2 separate regions of the Homo sapiens genome follow, and region 2 is linked to region 1. A link is a contact called in ENCODE Hi-C or POLR2A ChIA-PET data. All regions are on one chromosome and are shown on one strand. Each heading gives the region's core, a stretch centred on a gene start or an enhancer-like site at or near the end of the contact. The rest is flanking DNA. Distances are from core to core; before and after follow the strand shown. Region 1 overlaps TNS1 (tensin 1). Region 2 overlaps TNS1 (tensin 1).

The links. A loop is a pair of places that touch in the nucleus more often than their neighbours do. ChIA-PET counts read pairs that join two places held with the same protein, here RNA polymerase II (POLR2A). Pooled maps may share reads with other maps.
Region 2: a map of aorta shows a loop between it and region 1 (2.1-fold over the local background). The contact joins two enhancer-like sites. A Hi-C loop is called at or near these places in 8 of 168 maps with a recorded cell type or tissue (aorta, ascending aorta, endothelial cell of umbilical vein and 5 more), 1 of 37 single-sample maps with no recorded cell type and 3 of 50 pooled maps. POLR2A ChIA-PET finds 5 or more read pairs at or near these places in 1 of 52 experiments (activated CD4-positive, alpha-beta T cell).

The regions. Positions count from the first base shown.
Region 1 is chr2:217,861,390-217,867,830 of GRCh38, forward strand. All of the region lies in intron 18 of TNS1 (tensin 1), which reads right to left. Among named protein-coding and RNA genes, the nearest start is that of SNORA115, 31 kb to the left of the region's middle. RefSeq lists an enhancer at 3,944-4,003. Within about 2 kb of position 2,727, at least 5 of the 41 ENCODE cell types and tissues checked have a DNase peak (open chromatin) inside an H3K27ac peak, as active enhancers do.
Region 2 is chr2:217,894,390-217,900,830 of GRCh38, forward strand. It overlaps TNS1 (tensin 1), which reads right to left. Exons shown (of 33, transcript NM_001387777.1): 7 at 6,074-6,123; 8 at 3,409-3,580; 9 at 617-667. It overlaps MIR6809 (microRNA 6809), which reads right to left and starts at 6,239; the gene lies at 6,124-6,239. Within about 2 kb of position 3,047, at least 8 of the 41 ENCODE cell types and tissues checked have a DNase peak (open chromatin) inside an H3K27ac peak, as active enhancers do.

The sequences.
Region 1 (6,441 bases), core at 1,477-3,976:
CACTTGCTTCCAGTCGTTCTTTATCACTTTGAAGCAAGGGACCCACAAACAGCCCATGTGGGCGCTCTGACTTAAAAGAGGCACAACAGGCCTGTCACCTCCCATTTTCTGGAAACCATGCTTTTGTTAATGCAGCCTAAGATTATGCCTGGCCCTTCTCATTCTCATCACTTCAGCATCTGCCAGGTTAAGAACATGGACTTGGAAGTCAGACATTGGTTTGAATACAGATACTACCAACTACTAGCTTAAGGCAACCCTGAGCCAATTACTTGGCTGAGCTTCAGTTTCCTTATCTGTAAAATGGGTATACTAGTCATTGTATCTCAGTAAGTAGTGCAAAGACTGATATAACACATGAAAAGCTCTCAGCACAGTGTACAGAACACAGAAGTGCTCCAAAGGACAGAACACGAGTAGTGCAGCGTGGGCTTCCCCGTCTCCCTTCCCTAGCCCTGTGCCCCCTGAGCAGTACCTCTGTGACCCTATCTCACCAGCCCATATGTATCACACCCAGTGCTTAAGCTTCAGGACATACAATTTGGCCCACCCGATCTCTGCTCAAAAATCATGGCCTGGAATGGCCAGCATAGAGAAGAGGCTTCCAAAATGGTGCAGACTACAAGGATGTGATGCCATTCCATTAACAAATACTGAGCCTATCCCAACACTGATTACTGCCAATGGTGTGCCTGAAAATGCATTGCCACTTCCACCTGCAGAGATGAATTCAGCCTCAAGGACCACAAGGAGAGAAGGACGGGCACAACCTCAGCTGCATGCATAAATAGGAAAGGACTTCCTGGGGGCTTGGGCAGAGGGCAGGGCATGGCAAATCTGGTTCAAAAAAGAATACACTTCGTCTTACCATGTTTCTATTTGGGGGAAAAAAAAAGACAATTTTTTTTCTTAAAACAAACTACAGGAAATAGCAGGAGAAAAGTCTTTCCCAATAGTGGGTGGGTTAAACTAAGCTTGAAAGATGATGGTATTACTCTGTCTTCAGAGGCAGCCCAGTATCCCCTGTACCCCCTGAGGTGGCCCTGAGCAGGGCAGTTTCATAAAACACAAGTTCTAGAGGTAGGAGGGTGGGTCTGGATACCTTCTGGAAACTTCTCAGGTGCCAAGGATTCTTCAAGACCCCAGATTTGCCACATGGCACCGCACTGTGGGCAGTCAGCCCAGGCAATTTCCTAGAATCCCCGCATGGTCAAGCCAGAGGATGTTGTGAGTTCATTGGGCCCAACCCACCCACCCGATTTCATCTGTCCAAGTCAGCGAAGGGAAGAGTTTCCCACTGTCACACATGGTCAGTGCTGGAGTGAGATTGCCACCAGGGCCCCTGGCTCTCAGAGGGAGTCCTCCCCACTGCCAGATCTCAGTCAGATGCCATGAGATGGGTGCTCAGAGACTGTGAACTCTCATTACAGAAGAACCACAAATGTCTGCAGGTCTAGCTGTGCGAGGAAAGTAGGATATTGGTGGACAATTCTACAATGAAGACACACTTCCCAACTGTAGGTCAAGCAAATGCCCCCATTCCCTCCAGACCATCCTTCCAGCCAGCAGACCTACAGCTGGAGCCAGGTGGCCAGGGCCCCTCACCCACACTGAGGGGTCTCTCCAGGGAGGAAGGGGGCCCAGCCTCCCTGGTCACCCCCTCCAAGGCTTAGTCCCTTCCTGTCAAGTTCTTTCTTTTCATTCGTAGGTATAAAGCAACATTCCTGGCCTGGCTCTTTGTTCTTCCTCGTAAAGAACAGAATGGCTGAGTGCTTTGGTTTCCAAGCAGCCGGGTCCCAGAACAGAAGGAGGAAACAGAACAGAGTGTCTCCAGTGAAAGACTACTTCACACCCTGCAGGTGGGACAGGTGAGATCACAAAGATGAGAGGTTAGAGGAAAGAGGAGCACCCCCAGGTAGCCAGGGCCCCCCAGGGAATGTGTGACAATACTGCAGATATTTGGGGTTATCACACCTGGAGGAAATACTACTGGTGTCTAGTGGGTACAGGCCAAAGATGCTGCTAAACATCCTACAATACACAGGACAGACCCCCACAACAAGCAATTGTTGTGGTGGTCCCAAGCAATTGTATTGGTCCCAAATGCCAATAGTACCACAGGTGAGAGGCCCTGAGCTAGACTGAGGGATGAAGGAGCCTGGGGTGTAATAGACCGATCTCCGAACTAAGACTCAAGAGTCTTGGGTTTCAACCCCATCTGGGCCACTACTTCACTGCTTAAACTTGGGCAAGTGATTTCCTTTTCCTGGGACTCAGTTTCCAACGTGGTAAAATGAGTGGGAGGAGATAAGCTTTGAACTCTAAAACTTCTGGTTCTATGGACAGCCATCAAGGAAGAGAAAGACATGGCTGGAGGGAGCAGTCAGGACAGGAGAAGGAAGGGGTCTCCCAAGATAGGCATGGTGTCAAGGTTCAAACGTCTGGGGATAGAGGGAGGAAGGGCCCGCTGCCTGGGGTGGGCACAGCAGCTGCATATGTGATGAAAACATGTCCTTAGACCTCCCCAGGACCTCCTCCCTGCCTCCCAGCCCAGTGGACAGGGAAGACAGGGCCATCGGAGCAGGACAAGCTTCAGGCACCCCTGGCAGGGCCTCAGCCTTCCAGGGTCTTCACACTTCCCATCCCAGGAAGGCAGTGGGCAGGGCCAGGCCCAGGAGCATGTTCCCTAAGAACAGGACAGGAGCCCTAGTGCCAGAGGATTACTCAGGAAGGGAATTGTCAACTCCCAGGCAGATGTTTGTGTTGGATGAGGGTCGGGACATATCCACTCACCGCGCTTCTGCTTCTCCCCACCCTTACTGCTCCCAGGACGTGGACACCATGTCAGTGGCAGTCCTCACTGAATGGGGAGAGGGTATATGGGGCTTTGGGAGCAAGGGCGAAGGAGAGGGTAGAATGGAATGAGGCAGGCATGTTATTGAGTATGTGCCTGCACGTTAATGGAAGTTCCCTTGCTTGGTTCCACAACTGCCTTTCAAAGTGGATATTGTTATGCCATCTTCCTGATAAAGAAACTAAGGCTCAGGGGTTGGAGCTTGCTCAGGATTACATTGCCAGTCTGACTCTGACATTCATGCTCTTTCTGCTTCCCAGAAAGGAAGGAGAAACAAGAAAGGAGATGGAGGAGGCAAAGGTTTAGATCTTAGAAGATCCAACAAGAAAAAAGGAGTGGAGAGTGACAATAAAGTCACAATGCTGGTTTATAACAAACTCCAGCAGGCAAGTGAGCACTGTCCCCATCAAACTGGTTCCCTGGGAATTTTATGCATTTATCCTCACAATGCTACCAGAGCTCAAAGCATTTCTGGAAACAAGTAGAACACTGCCTCAGGGCTGGTTTATAATTCACACGAATGAAACCATCTCTGCAAGTGAGGTCAATCACTATTCCTGATCCCAAACAGGCCCATTCTCTCAGCATCCACATATAAGTTGGGTTATCAAACTGGCTGGGCAGTTTTATAATTACAGCTCCCAATACTGTACGCAGTGGGGCAGAGTTGGGGTACGCAGTGGGGCAGAGATCCATGTGGTTCCATGCAGAGAGGTGGGTGTGTGCAGAGGAGCCCATGTGGTTCCATGCATGAGAGGTGGCTATGACTACAGGGGTCCATGTGCTTCCATGCATGAGAGGTGGCTATGACTAGAGGGATCCATGTGGTTCCATGCATGAGAGGTGGTTGTGAGCAGAGGGGTCCATGTGGTTCCATGTGTGAGAGGTGACTATGAGTCAAGGGGTCCCTGTGGCTCCATGCATGAGAGGTGGCTATGAGTACAGGAGTCCATGTGGTTACATGCATGAGTAGGTGCAGAGGTGGGTGGAGGATCTGGGTGGGTATCTGCTTCCTTCCCCAAATAAGCCCATCTAGGGCTAGGCTGAAAGTGACTCACTTATGCAGAGGCCACCAAACCATGAAGCACAGGCCTGCATGGCAGACAGAAGCCAGGGCACCACCCTTGGGCCTTTCTGCCTTTGCATCACATGAGGAGCGCCCATCTGCTTCTCGAAGGTTCTCAAGCAATGTGCAGACAGAGAGAGGAAGGCAGGGAAGAAGGAGAGAGCTGAGAAGCTTTGAGCTTTCATATCAAAATCTGATCTCACTGCCCCTGGAGAAGGAGAAGAACACACATCAAAGAACACTTTGCTGCTAACAATTTTTTTAAGCAATCAAAGGCATAAGTCCCAGATAAGCAGCCAGGGCATCGACTGGCTGTAAAGATGTAAAGATTGGGCAGTCTGAAGCTCCCCACATCCATCAACAGCTCTGTTGCTGCTTCCCAGGGCACAGGGAGATAAATGGCCCAGGGATTGAACAACTGAGGTCCAGTATTCTGGAGCCAGGAGTGTCTGAGGCAGGACACCCCAGGTCCCTGAGGGATAGTCTTGTGAGTGTAAATAATGCTTGAGCAAAGAAAGAGGGGCAGGAGAAAAGGGACTTTGGGGTGAGACTCCTGAGTCCCCTTTGCACAAGAATGAGCTAGGACCTTGTCAGAACCCTCTAGAAGTTGCCTTGTTTTCCCATGTCCACAAGCCATGGTCACTCATCCTACCTAGACAGATGCGTGGAGTGGAAAGGTTCTTCTCCTCAACTTTCAGAAAATCTAGAAAATCTAGTCCTGGCACCTGTTCCTGTTACTCAGATCCCCCAAAGGCAAGAGGGTTCTCCTGAATGTCAGACCTCCATCCTTCCAGCAGCAGCTAAAACTCACCTCTCCAACTCTGCCCCTAGATCTCTAACCAGCCACGGTGTAACAAACAGACCTAAAGAAAATGCTGCCTGGCTGCAGCAGCAGACTAGGAGCCAAAGAGCCAGAATTCTAAGGGGTGATTTTGGACAGGCCTCAGTTTACTCCACTGTGCAATGGCAGAGGGCAAGTATAGGTGATCCCTAAAGTCCTGTTTGGATCTGGATCCTCAAGGATACAACTCAGAGAAGATGCTCTACCAGGCACTGTTTGGATCCCAGAGCCCCTGGACTTGGCAGGCCTGTATCTCCTCTCCTGCTTGGACCTGCCCGGGTGGCTTCAGGCTCCAAACTTGTCTGAGGCTATTTCTGCAGCAGCCATGGAGTCCCTGAGGCTAGGACAGAAAAGGGGACTTACAGGAAGTCTGTAAACACACACCAGGCTGCAGAGGTTCCCAGGGCCATGCAGGGCAATCAAGAGGCTGATTTATTTTCATCAGTGAAATGCTGAAACTTAATCCCTGGAGCAAGCTGACCCGGCAGACAGCGGCAGGCAGCTCCTCAACCAGAGCAGAATTAGCTAGTCCGCAGCCTCTCAGGCCTCTCCACTGGGGCTGGCAGAGGGAGGGGACAGGGAGAAGGCTGGGGCTGGCCAGTTCAGCCACTGTGGCTCCAGATCCCTTGGGCTGGCCTCTCCCCTCCCCCATCACTGGCCTGCAAGGGTCTCCAGGACACAGGCACAGCATTGGGCAGAGCTGGACAGGCAGGCTTCCCACTTTAACTCAGTTCCTATTCCCTAGGTTCTCAAACCCCAACTGCATGGGGCAGCAGGGCAGGGCTCCTCAGGACTCCTACCCTTGTCAGAAATGGTGAGAAATGTTATGCTGAGAAATGGTGGGTGTCAGAATCCAAGCTCTACCCCTACCTGGCTGTGTAAGCATCAGTAAGTTACTTAACCTCTCTGTGCTTGTTTCTTCATCTGTGAAATAGGAACAAGAGAACTCAGGTCACAGGAGAGTCATGAGGAGTACAAGAAATTATGGGTACCTAACAGTATCTCACATATTGGGGGGTGCATATTAAAGGAGGTGGGCGGATAGATTCTCCTCCTCATCCCTAGCCAAATCACTGTCTGGGAGCATCAATTAATACAGTCCTTATGAAGGCCAATCTGGCCCTGTCTATAAAAATTATCTCTTCATATATTCTTCTACCCAGCAATTCCACTTCCAGAAATTTGTCCTATAGATAGACTTACCCAAATGAAAATGGTATATGTGCAACGCCATTCACTGCAGCATTTTTTTGGAAACAGCAAAAGATTGGAAACAGCTTAAATGTTTCTATGATTTAAAGGCAGTTTTTAAAAACCTAGTTATTAAAACATAGTGCACACATACAGTGGAATAGTATGCAGCTGAACAAAATGAGAAGACTCTTTACCTGCCATTACAGAAAGATCTTTACAATGTATCATTCTATAAAGAGGCTGAGGCCAAAGCCAAATCCTTACTATGGCTACCAGACCCCAGGTGATCTACTCCCTGTTACCTTATCTCCCAACACAACCTCCATTCAGTCACACTGTCCTCTTCCCGGCTTCCCAAACATCTCAGGTGGGCCCCTGCCTCAGGGCCTTTGCACCTGCTGTTACCTCTGCCTGGAATGCTCTTCTCCAGATATTTGTCTGGCCAGCTTCTGTGCCTCTTTCAAGTCTTGGCTCAAGTGTTCCTCC
Region 2 (6,441 bases), core at 1,797-4,296, 33 kb after region 1:
CCCATGCCTGTAATCCCAGCACTTTGGGAGGCCAAGGTGGGCAGATCACTTGAGGCCAGGAGTTTGAAACCAGGCTGGCCAACACGGCGAAACCCCATCTCTACTAAAAATACAAAAATTAGCCAGGCATGGTAGCACGTGCCTGTAGTCCCAGCTACTCGGAAGGCTGAGGCAGGAGAATCACTTGAACCCAGGAAGTGGAGGTTGTAGTGAGCTGAGATCACGCCACTGCACTCCAGCCTGGGCGACAGAGGGGGACTGCATCTCAAAAAAACAAACAAACAAACAAAAAAACCGGCAGCTGGAAGGTCGAAAGCAGCGGCTCCCAACTGCTTTAAATCCAAAAACTAAACATCTCACAACTCCAGCCTCACCCAAGTGATTCTGTGTACTCCCCAGCAGGCAGACCTGGGTGGAAAGTCACTGCCCCAAGCTTTGCTTTCTGTAATTGGCATTGTGGAAATGATAAGTAGATCATTTTCCATTTTCCAGATATAAGTCGGCACTCTGACAAACTGTCACAGCATTTTCCCCAAGATTATTATGTGGGAACTCCAGAGAGGGAGTCCATCTGTTCTCCTTCTCCTCCCCTACCCCAAAACAGCCCCTGGCTCACCTTGGCATGGAGCTTCGTGATGTCAGGTCTCCGCTCAGAGAGGTTGAACAGCTAGAAGGAGCAAAAGGAAGAGAGCATGAGGAGGTGAGGGTGAGGAGGGCGGCGAGGAGAGAGAGAACCATGGCCTGCTGGTCCCAGAAAGGACCGTGGCATCATTGCCAACTTCCTCTGAAGAGCCCACGACAGCATCCAGCAGAGCGTCAATGTCCTCTCACGGCCAGGGGCCTGGCCACGGAACAGCCATGAGCTCCCTGGACCTCCTGTGCCTGCTCTCGCTCTCTCTCCCCGATAGGAATTCTATCCATACGTGAACATGCAGGTGAGTCCCAGCAGACACACCGTCACGAAGAGGAACTCAACTGTAGGTCCTCAGGATGAAAAGGGAGAGAGAGAGAGATGTAGACACTCAGCCACCCTGTTCCGTGAGCGGATGTCCCGAATGGAAGACGAGAAGGGGATGGAACTTGTCTCCAGTTCCGCTTGCCTCTCACCACACCGAACGGGAATCCAGCTGTGTGAGATGATAAGTAGTTGGCAATCTCTGGTTTCCACTTCATACCTTGACCCTAGAACCTCATCCCATGAGGTTGCAACCTCTCTGTCACCAGACTTCCTCCATCAGAGGGGCAAACCATCCTGGGTGGGCCCAATCAGACCCTTGACATACCTCTCCCAGCACATGCCTTTCAACGCCTGACCACTGGGGTCCCATTCCTGACCACTGGAATCCTAAGGAATTCTCCAGTCTCTGGAATTCCTGCCTCTACCTCCGAGGGGGGCATGCAGAACTTCCCACCTCCACCCCACTGCCTAGGAAACTCAAAGGCACTGTGTCATCTCCTGGGGAGAAAAGGGGACAGCCCAGTCTGGAATAGGCAGGATAGAGAGAGGGGTGGCAGGGCACCAAGTCCCATAGAACCCTGGACTCCTAAAATCAGAAATAGGTGGATTTGCATCCACTCTTGCACTCTGTAAAGGAATACACTTTATTATGGTACAATAGCCATCACTCAATGAATGTCTGCCACCTGTCAGCCTGTCTTAAGGACTTTACATCTAACAGCTGGCTTAATTCTCTCAACAACAATAAGAGGTAGACCTCAGACCCACTTTACGGACACAGAAGCTAGGGCTTAGTGAGGCTAAACAGCTAAGATCATGTAGTTAGTAAAGGCAGAGCCAGAATTTGAACCCAGGACTTTCTGAGGTTTAAAGCCAAGCTCTTAACAATGCCCCAATGCAGCTAACAGGTGGGTCTCTATAGTGGTTGAATAGTATCCTCAAAACGTCATGTCCACCCAGAACTTCAGAATACAACCTTATTTGGAAATAGTGCCTTTGCCAGTGTAAGTAGTTAAGGATCTCAATATGACATCAACCTGGATCTAGGGTGGACCCTAAGTCCAATAATTGATGTCCTTGTAGGAAGAGAAGACACACAGAGAGACACTGAAGAAGGCCACGTGGAGATGGAGGTAGAGATTGGAGTGATGCGCTACAAACCAAGGAATCCCACCGCAAGCTAGGAAAAGGCAAGAAGGGATTCTCTGCCATAGGATTCAGAGGGAGCATGGCCCCGTCAACACCTTGATTTCAGATTTCCAGCCTTCAGAACTGTGAGAGAATAAATTTCTGTTATTTTGAGCCACCAGATTTGAGGTAGAGTCATCACTTGGTGTCTATGGAGGATTTGGATCTAGGACCCCTCCACCCCGCCATGGATAGTGGATACCAAAATCCATGGGTGCTCAGGTCTCTTACATAAAATATGTACTATTTACATATAACTTGCATATAAAAAATGTACTATTTGCATATAACTTATGCATATACTTCCGTAGACTTTAAATCATCTCTAGGTTACTTGTAATACCTAATACAATATAAACGCTCTGCAAATAGTTGTTCTGCTGTATTGTTTTTATTTGTATTGTTTTTTATTGTTATTTACTGTTGGGTTTTTTCTGAATATTTTCAACTCATGATGGATTGAGTCCAAAGAGGTGAAACCCATGGATAGAAAGGGCCACCTCATTTGCTACAGTGGCCCTGGGAAACTAATGCAGCCTCCTACATCCCACCTCAAACACCCTGGGGACAGCCACCTGAGGTTGTACAGATCAGATCTGTGGGTCCAGTCCACAGGCACCTCCCTCTAAAATGGACCTGAGCCCTCCTCTGGGGCCAAGGACGGATCAGCCTTTCTGCGTTAGTGGAGACCACCGCCAGCACCTCTCTCCCGTGTGCCAAGGTGACTCCTCTGGGCCAGGCCGAGCCAGGTGCCAGCAACCCAGGGTCCCTTAAGACACATGTTGCCAAGACTCTGCCCTCAGACTTCTCAGAGGCACCGACCCTGTGCCAGCTCTGCCACTTCCTGACCCTGCAACCTTAGGCAAATAACCCCACCTCTCTGTGCTCTGGCAAGTGCCTGCTTGCTAGGGCTGCTGCAAAGGTTAAGTGCGTGGAAAGCAGTTGGAACAGGGCCTGGCTAGTAGCAAGCGCTCAATAACCTGAACTCTTATTGGTACTCTCTTCTCCTGGCCAGCACACACATGCACACACAGAGTTCCAGATGCTACATTCCAGCTGCAGCACACTCCTTAGAGGAGAGCTGGGCTGGAGAGTGATTGAAGACTCAGGCACGAGAGCTGCCTGAGGGGAAAGGCAGATAAACAAAGAGAAGAGGGCATGCTGGCACAGGGGCTGGTGGCAGGGATACCAGTCATGTAGAGGTGGTGAGCAGATGGAAGCATAGAGGGCACAGGACAGTGGGCACGAGGATCCATCCTCACCAGGTAGTTGCCTCCATGTTTGGACTTGAGCATCTGCGCCACCTCACGGAGGTTGCTCCGGAAGTTCTCCTCATTGGCTGTGCTGGGGAAGGAGACAGCGATGATCCTCTCTGTGACGTACACCAGGTCCAGCTCACAGCTGTCCTCCATGGTCCGGCTCACACTCATGTTTCTAGGGAGACAGCAGGCAGCGGAGGGTCCATATCAGAATCCAGCCCACAGGGAAGGCCCCAGATAGCTGCACCCCATACACACCCTGTGTGACCCCCATATGCAGCCCAGGGTGCTTGGCTGCTCTTCAACCCAAGGCCAAGGCCACAGGCTTCCTCTGGCAAGGCCAATGTGGCCGGCTTGGGAGTGCCGGCGAGAACAAGCTGGGTAGGGCTGGCAAGGACCTCAGGCCATTTCAGAACCAAACTGTGATGACACCAATTCTTGGTTCCCATCAGTCCTTTGGCCACTGCCTTCAACCTGTGACTCCAGAGCTCAGAGCCAGGGCCAGACTGGCCCAGGAACCCAGGAGCTCTGGCTCCCAACACTGGCTGCCTGGCCAGGCAGAAGTCTCCCGAAAGGCCCCAGACTGCTCTGGAAGAGGAAGGAGAGCCTGCGCTGGGCGCTCTCCAGCCCTGGAACGGAGACTTCCCACTGCCCGCCCCTAGCTCTCGAGCTGTGGAGTGGGCGGGAAACCTCTCAGGGGAGGGGGCATCTCAGGTGACACGTTCACCTGGGTTCCAGGTAAGCCAGACCACAGCACACATTCCAGCCCTCCCGGAGGCAGGCCAACTCCTGCCCTTTGTTCCTTGGCCTTCTCCCCACCTCTGGCAGCTCCCACTGCCTGCCAGAGCTGCTTCTTGGCAGCAGCCTCCCTGATTTCTAAGGGCCCAGAAAACAAGAGGGCACAGAGCCCTTGTTGCTGCAGTGGCGGGCAGCCGCCAGCACCATGCGTTTCCCGGAGAGGTGGGGAGGCCCCTGGGCTGGCCATCCTCTCCACTGGGCACTGGGTGAGGAAGGGAGGGGCTCGCATCTTTACATCTCTCCCAACTTTTCTTCCAGAGGAAGGGTCCAGGATGCCCACTTGGGAAGCCCACCTCTTGCTTCTAGAAGCACCTCCCCCATCCCTCCAGCTTTTTCCCCAATCATTGACCTCCTAGTGTCTCGCTTCCCCCTCTATCAAATGCAGGCAGCACTGACATTTCATTCTGCTAACCTTTCACCACAGCGGGATAAAGTGGAGAGTGGAGGGCAGCGAAAGGAATACCACTGGGGTATTTAAAAGTGATGAGGGCTCTCTGGCACTAGACAGAACAAGCCCCCAGATGCTGAGAAGCCATGAGGAATCCAGACCTCCACCAGGGTTCAATCCCAGTCCAGGTGGGGTGTGGAGATGGGGCAGCCAAGGATGAGGCATGGCAGGACCTCTCTGTTGGGATGACAGGGGCCTGAGTGGGACTGGGGACCAGCACCCAGAGGTAAGGAGCCCGGTTTGAGTTTGACTCTGAGTCCCAGCTACTTCTTGTCCCTATGGAAAGCTTCTCATTGCAGCTGTGGGGGAGAAGTTTCTATCTCAAGCCAACTGCCTACCCAAGGACAGTTCTTGTAGGTGGTGACCAGTCTGGGACAAGAAGCCACACGCACACATACCTGCAAGCAAGTGGGTGTGAGGGCGGGGAGCCTCAGCTAACTTGCAGCATCCCCTCCTCCCCATCCTCCAAAACCCCTCTCTGTTCTGGCTCCAAGGAAGAAACTAGAATGTCAGAAAAACTCGCAAGACAAGCTCCTGTGATTTCAGCCTCTCCCTCAGCACAGGAAGGGGAGCAAGAGGGGCCGTGCTGGTGAGGGCCATGAGTCAGACGTGGCCCATCTGGGGCACTGACCCGCCCCTGTCTACAGGCTGGATCCCAGGAAGGACGCAAATGCAGAACAGTGCCACCAGCCGGACAGCCTCAGCATCACACTCTGCATCCACCTGCCCAGGTCTAAGGGAAGGAGGGGATCCTCTAAGGAGCCACCTCCAGTCTGTGGACAGCTGGCAGCTGGGCCAGAAACTTCCAGGGGCTTCAACTCTACTGCAGGGCTGGCATCCCCAATCATCTCAGGAGCCTCAGTGGGTGAAGGTGAGGCAGAGAGGGCAAAACAAACTCTCTGGATCGCCAGGACACAAAGTCCCTTGTGCATCCCCTTCCCCCGGCCCCTGCCAGCCCAGCCAGATAGGGAACTTCCCTTTCATAAATGACTCTGCCCAGTCAGAATCCTGTCTGCAGAGAGGAAGAGATCCAGCACAGGCCTCAATGCTCATCAGCCCTAAACGCAAATCCAAGTGCTGCCTCTTGGTGGCTGTGTGACCTTTACAAGTCACCTCATCTCTCTGAAATGCTGCTCTACCAAAGGGAATAAAATACGTACCTTGCGGGGTTGTTGCAAGGACTAGATGAGCTCATGCAGGTAAATAAAGACTCAGCTCAAGGGCTGGCTAAGAGCTCAAAACACAACTGTTGCCAACGGCATCCGCACGCATCCTCTCCTGTGCCTTTCACGTTTGCCCACACTCCCCACCCGTGGCTTTATGGCTGCAGTCCGGGGGACCCAGAGGCAAGACTTAACAGGGACACCCACAGTGACCCCCCTGCTTGCACTCCCGCCCCCTGCCCCCACGGGCCAGGCATACCTGATGGGCTGGAGGTGGGGCTGGACACTCGGGGTGACCCTGGTGGAGCCCTGGGAAGGAGAGAAGAGAAGCAGCATTATGCAGGGGTGGGCAGGATGGCAGGAGGAGCACACCAGAGAGCTGTCCACGGGGGCAAACATGATCCTCTTCTTTCCTTGCCAACATTCTGGCCCTGCCACCCTAACCCCTGCAAAAACACAGCCTGCCCGAAGCCAAAGCCATCAACACTGATTCCACGTGAGTGTGCCTGCCTGTGTGCAAGCCCCAGAGGGACAAAAGGAAGAATCCCGAATGCTGAGGAGTGCACCCCACTGGGCTGGTGCCATCCACACTGAGGGCACACTCAACAGTTACTGAATCAATGGAAA